Regions from separate parts of the Homo sapiens genome. Here region 1 is linked to region 2. A link is an interaction called in ENCODE POLR2A ChIA-PET data of the cell type or tissue named here. Cell type or tissue: MCF 10A. All regions are shown on one strand.

What was found. Peaks named below come from ENCODE experiments on the same cell type or tissue, not always from the same donor. Only the 100,000 strongest peaks of a DNase experiment are listed, where the experiment ranks them.
Region 1: POLR2A ChIA-PET joins it to region 2 with 5 read pairs; 3 of 35 experiments call an interaction of 5 or more read pairs at or near these places.

The regions. Positions count from the first base shown.
Region 1 is chr16:68,134,950-68,138,949 of GRCh38, forward strand. The region is part of intron 3 of NFATC3 (nuclear factor of activated T cells 3); the gene reads left to right. Among named protein-coding and RNA genes, the nearest start is that of NFATC3, 52 kb to the left of the region's middle. In MCF 10A, no CTCF peak of the experiment used is centred here; no DNase peak of the experiment used is centred here.
Region 2 is chr16:67,959,480-67,963,479 of GRCh38, forward strand. It overlaps SLC12A4 (solute carrier family 12 member 4), which reads right to left. Exons shown (of 24, transcript NM_005072.5): 2 at 3,986-4,000; 3 at 2,096-2,227. Among named protein-coding and RNA genes, the nearest start is that of SLC12A4, 7.2 kb to the right of the region's middle. RefSeq lists an enhancer at 1-795. In MCF 10A, no CTCF peak of the experiment used is centred here; DNase peaks (open chromatin) are centred at 242 and 2,292.

The DNA.
Region 1 (4,000 bases), 180 kb after region 2:
TTCTTTTATTATTAAATTGGACTGATACAGTCTCTTTTTTTTTTATCGTTTATGGTTAGGAAGTGTAGAATTATGTAACACTGTTAAGAATCTCCCTCCAGGTTCTCATTTTTTGGGGTTTTACACATCCACGATATCTTTGTGTTGGTGGCGGGGGACTTCATAGTGCCTTCAGAGTGCACAAGTGAGAAATAGATGCAATTTAATCTCAAATGAAACTGAACTGTGGCCGGGCGCGGTGGCTCACGCATGTAATCCCAGCAATATGGGAGGCCGAGATGGACGGATCATAAGGTCAGGAGATTGAGACCATCTTGGCTAACACGGTGAAACCCCGTTTCTACTAAAAATACAAAAAATTAGCCGAGCGTGTTGGTGGGCACCTGTAGTCCCAGCTACTCGGGAGGCTGAGGCAGGAGAATGGTGTGAACCCGGGAGGCAGAGCTTGCAGTGAGCTGAGATTGCGCCGCTGCACTCCAACCTGGGGGACACAGCGAGACTCCGTCTCAAAAAAAAAAAAAAAAAAAAAAAAAAGAAACTGAATTGTGTACTTGTTGCTGAGAAACTAATCTTTAATAAATTTAAAATAGTCTTTAATGAATATTTAATCAGATTATTTTACTTTTTAGTTCTTATCTAAATATGGAAGAACTGTCTGTTTAATTAAAGCCGATACCTTTTATTGAAATTACCTGGTGAAAATGCTCATTTTCAGTTACTAGAATTGGAAGAGACTTTTGTAGGTCTTAATTTTCTGAATTTTTTTAGATGATTTAATATAGATTATCTGTATATTTTAAAATAATGTTTGGGTTTTAGAAAAATAGTTTAGGCTGGGTGCGGTGGCTCACGCCTGTAATCCCAGCACTTTGGGAGGCCGAGGCAGGTGGATCACCCAAGGTCAGGAGTTCGAGACCAGCCTGGGCAACACCGTGAAACCCCCACTCTACTAAAAATACAAAAATTAGCTGGGCATGGTGGTGCATGCCTGTAATCCCAGCTACTCAGGAGGCTAAGGCGAGAGTATCACTTGAACTCGGGAGGCAGAGGTTGCAGTGAGCCGAGATCGCGTCATTGCACTCCAGCCTGGGCAACAAGAGTGAAACATTCCATCTCAAAAAAAAAGAAGAAAGAAAGAAAAATAGTTTGAAAGAATTTGCTTTACTGTGAACATTTGTCTAAAAAGTGCTTGAAGACAAAATGCTACTTAAATTACTAATTTCAGTGGCATTTTGTAGGTTCGTGCTGCTATTAATTGTAATAATTTACTTTTTGTAGTGTTTTGTAGTTTACAAAATGTTTTCCCAGAGTTTACTTTTTTTTTCTTTTTTCTTTTATGAGACTGTCTCACTCTGTTGCCGATGCTGGAGTGCAGTAGTGCAATGTCAGCTCGCTGCAACCTACACTTTCTGGGCTCAAGCGATCCTCTCCACCTCAACTTCTCCCGTGGCTGGGACTACAGGGGCAAACCACCACACCTGGCTACTTTTTGTATTTTTTGTAGAGATAAGGTTTTGCCATGTTGGGCAGGCTGGTTTCGAACCCCTAGGCTCAAGTGATCCACCTGCCTTGGCTTCTCAAAGTGCTAGGATTATAGGTGTGAGCCACCACGCCTGGCCTCAGAGTTTACATTTAATCTTTACAAAAGTTCTTTAAAAAGGGCAAAGCAAGTACAGTCATATGTCACTTAACACCAGGGATATGTTCCGAGAAATGCATCACTGGGCGATTTCCTTGTTGTATGAACACCATAGAGTATAGTTATACAAACCTAGATGGTATACCCTAATATGTGGTATAACCAGTCACAGTGGCACCATGCTTGCAGTCCCAGCTACTTAGGAGGGTGAGGCAGGAGGATTGCTTGAGTCCAGGATTTAGAATTAGCCTGGGCAACATGTTGAGAGCTTGTCTCTTAAAAAACAACAACAACAAAGATTTACTTAAGAAAATATGGTATAAAATATTAAAAATAGTATACCTGAATAGAGCCCTTACCATTAATGGAGCTTGTAGGACTGGAAGTTGCTCTGGGTGAATCAGTGAGTGAATAGTGAATGAATATGAAGGCCTAGGACATTACTGTACACTGCTGTAGACTTTCTAAGCACAGTACTCTTAGGCTGTACTATGTTTATAAAAAATTTTTTTCTTTAATAATTAACTTTTTCGCTTTATAAGTTGTGAATTTTAAAAAAATCTTTTGTCTTTTGTAGTAACAGTTTAAAACACAGACACGTTGTGCAGCTGTACAAAGATATTTTATTTCTTTATATCCTTATTCCATAAACATTTTTCTATGTTCAAATTTTTTATTTTTTATTTTTATTTACTTTTAAAACTTTTTTGTTTAAAATGCTGACACAAACACACACATTAGCCCAGGCCTTCACAGAGTCAGGAACATCAAGATGTCACTAGGCAATAGGACTTTTTCAGCTCTGTTGTTACCTGTGGGACCACCATTATATACGGTCTGTCATTTACCGAACCACTGTTATGTAGCTCATGACTGTACATTTTACAGGTGATCTGAGGTTATGTATGTTGTAATTGGCAGAGAGGTCTTAAGCCCAGGTCTTTTGACTGTCGTTTCTCTTTCTGTTTTACCATATTACTTCTTACACTGTAATTATCTCATAATTTCTTAGTATATTTCATTTTCCTTCTTTTTTTTTTTTTTTGAAACAGTCTTGCTCAGTCACCCAGGCCGGAGTGCAGTGGCTCGATCTCCGCTCACTGCAAGCTCCGCCTCCTGGGTTCACGCCATTCTCCTGCCTCAGCCTCCCGAGTAGCTGGGACTACAGGTGCCCGCCACCACGCCCAGCTAATTTTTTTGTATTTTTTTAGTAGAGATGGGGTTTCACCGTGTTAGCCAGGATGGTCACGATCTTCTGACCTCGTGATCCGCCCTCCTCGGTCGGCCTCCCAAAGTGCTGGGATTACAGGCGTGAGCCACCGTGCCCGGCCGTATGTTTCATTTTCTAAAACACTTTCACGTTATCTCATTTAATTCTCCAAATAAACTCTTTTAGAAAGCCTAGTCTTTGACTTAAAGTCAGATACTCTTTCTCTTACTTTAAAAAAAAATTTTTTTTTCTTTGAGACAGAGTCTCGTGCTGTTGCCCGGGCTAGAGTGCAGTGGCCCACATCTCAGTTCACTGCAACCCCTGCCTGCTGGGATCTAGTGATTCTCCTGCCTCAACCTCCCAAGTAGCTAGGATTACAGGCACCCACCAACACACCCACCCAGTTAATTTTTGTATTTTTAGTAGAGATGGGGTTTCGTCATGTTGGCCAGGCTAGTCTCGAACTCCTGACCTCAAGTAATGCACCACCTCAGCCTCCCAAAGTGCTGGGATTACAGGTGTAAGCCACCGTGCCTGGCCCCTGATAAAAATCTTAATGCTTGTTTACTATTATTATAGTTCAAGCTCTCCTTCCTTGGATTAATCATGGTAGCCTAACTACTGTAACTAATAATCCCCAATTCTCAGTGGTTTAAGACCAAAAAAATTTTTTAAAAGTTTATTTTGCATTTTCTTTCAAATTGTTGCTCAGGAATCCAAGATACGTTCATCTTTTGATGTCGTCTTTGATGCACAGCTTCTACTGTCCATGGGAAAGAAGAAGGTGTATGGAAAGCACTCAAGATACTTAACTACATTAACCTGGAAATTACTATCAATCATCACCACTTACAATTTTTTGGCTACAAGTAGTCACATGGCCCTACTTACATGCAGAAGTACTGGGAAAAGTAGTCCCTGGCTGGGCAGCCTTTCCTCATCAAAACTCTGTATTCTGTAGTATAATATAGAACTCTATACTTAAATCTTTGGTGGTTAGTGTGCCTTCTATGCCACATGCTCCACACAGGAATAAATCATGGCTAAGTCACTAATACGGGCTCTAGAGCCAGACTGTTTTGGTTGAATCCTGGATTTTACTGTATCCTTGACCAAGTAACTTAACCTTTCTTTCTAGACCTTTTATTTAA
Region 2 (4,000 bases):
TGCCCCTCCTGAAGGGTCCTGGCCTGGGGCAAGACCTGTGAGCGACCTAAAGGACTTCAGAAGAGCCTCAGCAAAAACAAATGGCTCCTCAACCTGTCCTGCGTGGAGCAGTGCAGGGGACGGATCCCCCTCATCTGGGCTTTGTCTGAGCCCTTCTCAGAGGATGCCACCCACAGAATAGCGACAGCAAGAGCTCCCAGTCCCACCCCCATCCCAGGCTGAGTCACTCTAAGAAAAGGACAGTGTGGGAAAGGGCAGGGTGGGCCGGAAATGCTTTCTGCATCCCCAAATAACCTCTGGCAGCCTCAGAAGGTCATCAAGCCGGTGCTGGAGCTGGAGCAGCTGCTGGGGAGAGGCTGCTTTGGGTCTTGGCATGGTCTGGTCGGAGGCCCACCCTTCCTGCTTCAAGCCTTCCTTTTCCGAGGCCCCTGCTCGGGCCTGCCCTGGGTGAGGACCACAGCTCAGCAGCCCCAGATCCCTAACTTCCTACTGACTCCTTAAAGACTTGACCCAGCTCCTCCTTCTTCCATGAAAAAACTACTGCAGCTAAGACACCCAGTCACCCTCTCCCATCCTTACCCTGTGGCCAGGTAAGCTGGATAGCTAAGCTAAGCATCCTCACGGGTTCCCCATTGGGCCAAGGGATGATGGGCTCTCTCTGGCCCAGGCATCCCTCCCACATTCCTGCTGAGATGTGCACTAGCCGTTCTCAGGGGCCTCTTCACTCCCCGCCACCAGCTCCCTGGCTTGGCCTGAAGGGACAAGGATGAGGCTCTGACCTAAGGATCCTGTCACCCACTGTGGGCAGAGCACTCTCAGAGGTTGAGACACCCCTGCAGTGCTGGACAGACATGGCCAGACGCAGTTAGGGTTCTCTGCTATCTAGTCACACCTGGCTGCACAGGGTCAGGGTCAGGTCTGTGCGACCTCAAGGTATCAGCTGCCCTCTCTGAAGTGTGGGCTGGTTTGCCTCCCTGAAGGGCAAGGTGAGAGACGCGCTTCAGTGGGGTCTACCTTCTCTGCTGGCCCCACCCCAGAAAGGCCCAAATCTCACGACCAGGTGTGAGGCTGCAGGCCTGGCTTATCCCAGCCAGGAGCGCCTTCTGCTTGTGCCGACCTCTGAGAATACTACAGCCAGTGCCAGACGTCAGCTCCTCTTAAAACACCACTGCTTCCCAAACCTCAGGGAGTCAGTGTGTGGAGAGGGAGGGTCCCTAGCCTCCAAATGAAAAATGTAGAAAAATCCCCAGCCCTCAGCTACACTGAGCCGCAATGACACAGAGGAGCTAGGCAAAGAGGTAACAGTCACCCCAAAGAGAAGAGGGCTGAAGGGCCAGAGAACTGGATTAGTGACCAAAAAGTGGGACAGGAAAGCCCCACAAGGCAGCATCAGGCTCCGATCACATACACATGTCCCCTGACACTGGCACTCAAGGAACCCAGGGGGTTGTTGGAGGCTTCTGCCAATAGAGCCTTGGGCCAACACTGCGAGCAGCAGGAGGGTTTGTGACTTGCTCTGGATTGCATGACCTCCGAGAGACAACCTGGTTCCTGGCTCCAAGGGCAACACTCTTAGCCAGCCTCACACAATGTCACTGATCTGGCATTTTGCATAGTTACATATCCCACAAATCTGTCTCCCATAAAATCTACGAATCCATCTCCCAGCATTACACATTGATCTTGTCTAGCTCAGTCACCTTAGACAAGTTCCTTAATGTCCCTGACACTATTTCCTTGTCTGAAAAATGGGGATGATAGTAAGCACCTGCCTCTTGGTTTTGTTGTACAGATGACATATGAGAACCCAGGCCTGGTGTGGTACCTCGCACACAGTAAAGGCTGAGTACAGGCAGCTGTGTCTCCTGCTGTCATTCCTGAGGGGCTCCCTGGCCCTCTGCCCCCCGGGGGGATTCTCATTAGGTCACTTCTTAAAGCCTCCTGAGACAAGGCATTCAGTGCCCATCCTCCCTGCTCACTATGCTTGGCACCCACTTCCCCCAGTGTGCTCACCACCATGTGGGGAAACAGTCAATTCCATGGTGCTGTGTCTGTCTTCCCAGGTGTGGCCCCTCTGCCGCCCCAACCAGCTCACCTCGGCTGCCCTCCGGCGGGTGCCCTCCCCACTCTCGGCCTCCTCATGCTCTTTGGCGCCCTGGGTGAGGTTGGTGTAGCTGACGAGCTTTCCCAGAAGAGACGATACCTTTGGGCGGATGTCCAGCTCTTCCTGCAAACAGAGCCACAGGGCAAGATGGCATTGGGCCAGGTGGGTGCCAGCTGTGTGGAGCCAGCTGCCTGGTCCCTGGCCCTGTTCCAAGCCCTGAGACAGGCCTGGGCCTGATCCCAGTTCCTACCTGGGGAAGTCCAAGCCATCCAACTGGACAGGTGTGCACACCACACCCCAGCACGTGGCACTCAAAGGCCCAGCCCCGCGGCTGCTTCTCTCTACCCCGCCTTGGCTACAATCACTGCCAGCCCATTTGTGAAAACCACCTGCCTCAGGGGAGAGAGGGCAGGGAAGAACACGGCTGGCAGGGGGGCAATGGCATACTTCATCCTGCCTGCTCTGCCCAGCCACCTCCTGGCTATGGCTGCACCTCTAGGACTCACGCCTACCCTCCCCACAAAAAAGCCACTCTAGTCACCTCAGGGAACCAAAGAGGGCAAAAGAGTGATGTCTGGGACAAGTGAAGTCTCCCTTGTCTGCCCAAACCCTGATCTCCCTGGATGGTCTTCCCCTGACCCCAGTCCTGCAAGTACCCACATCAATCGCGGAGATGGGATCCTGATCCTCCAGCCCATCCTCAGGCGGGGCTGGGCCAAGGCCTTCACCGCAGAACCTTGCTGCTTTCCCAGGTCAGGAGGCCTCCCAGAGCTCAGGTCCCCCAGCCCCACCGGGGTCTAGGCGATGATCCCTGCTCCTGCAGCCTTCTCGAGGCTGTGCTTCTACCTGCCTCCTGCCCACATTTAGCTTTTCCCTCTCTGTCAGCTCCTTTCTGACCTACACACAGGGAGAAGTTGCTTTGGTGTGAGAAAGGAAGACGAGGGCCCTTGGGGGCATGTGGAGATTAAGGAGCCTCGGCCAGATGTGGTGGCTCACAGCAGTAATTCCAGCACTTTGAGAGGCTGAGCAGGAGGATCACTAGAAGTCAGGAGTTCAAGACCAGCCTGGCCAACACGGTGAAACCCCGTCTCTAAAAACACAAAAATTAGCCAGGCATGTGGTGGGCACCTGTAATCCCAGCTACTCGGGAGGCTGAGGCAGGAGAATCGCTGAGCTTGGAAGGCAGAGGTTGCAATGAGCTGAGATCGCGTCACTGCACTCCAGCCTGGGGCGACAGAGTGAGACTCCATCTCAAAATGAAGAAAGAGAAAAAAAAGGCAGATTAAGGAGTCTCCATTACTCAGCCATGCAGTGGCTGAATGCATGGGTCAGAGTTTAGGAGCTTAAACTACGTCTTAAATCCAGATCTCACTGCTCAGCTTGAGTCTGAAGAAGATAAAACTCAAGTACAGAGGCAGATATTTGGGAATCTTTCCAGAGACGTATCCCCTAAAGCTGCAAATGGACCAGGACTCAGGGAACTAGAGAGGGACAGAGCTGGAAGGGTCAACCAAGAAAGACAAGGAAGAATCCATGGGAGAGCGAAGAACCATGGACTTGGAGAAGAACCAGGAGTGGAAGGAAGAGGAGAAATCCTGAGTTGGGAAATCCTAAGCGGGCGTTTCCTTGCTGAGGGGTTGTAAGGAAGTCAGAGGTGAACCACCCTGGAGGTAGCAATGGGGGTGGGATTGTGAGTGGCCTCTGGAAAGGCAGTTTCAGTTGAAAGGGCCAAGGGAACTGCAGCCCGGCTGCCATGAGAACCAGGAACACAAGAGGAGATGAGAGGAAGAGCAAGACAGAGGAGGCCCACGTGTCCAGCCTGCCTGCTTAGCTAAAGCCTCTGTGTGCCAAACCTGTGGCCCAAAATGGCTCCTCAGCTACCTCAAACAGTGCCAG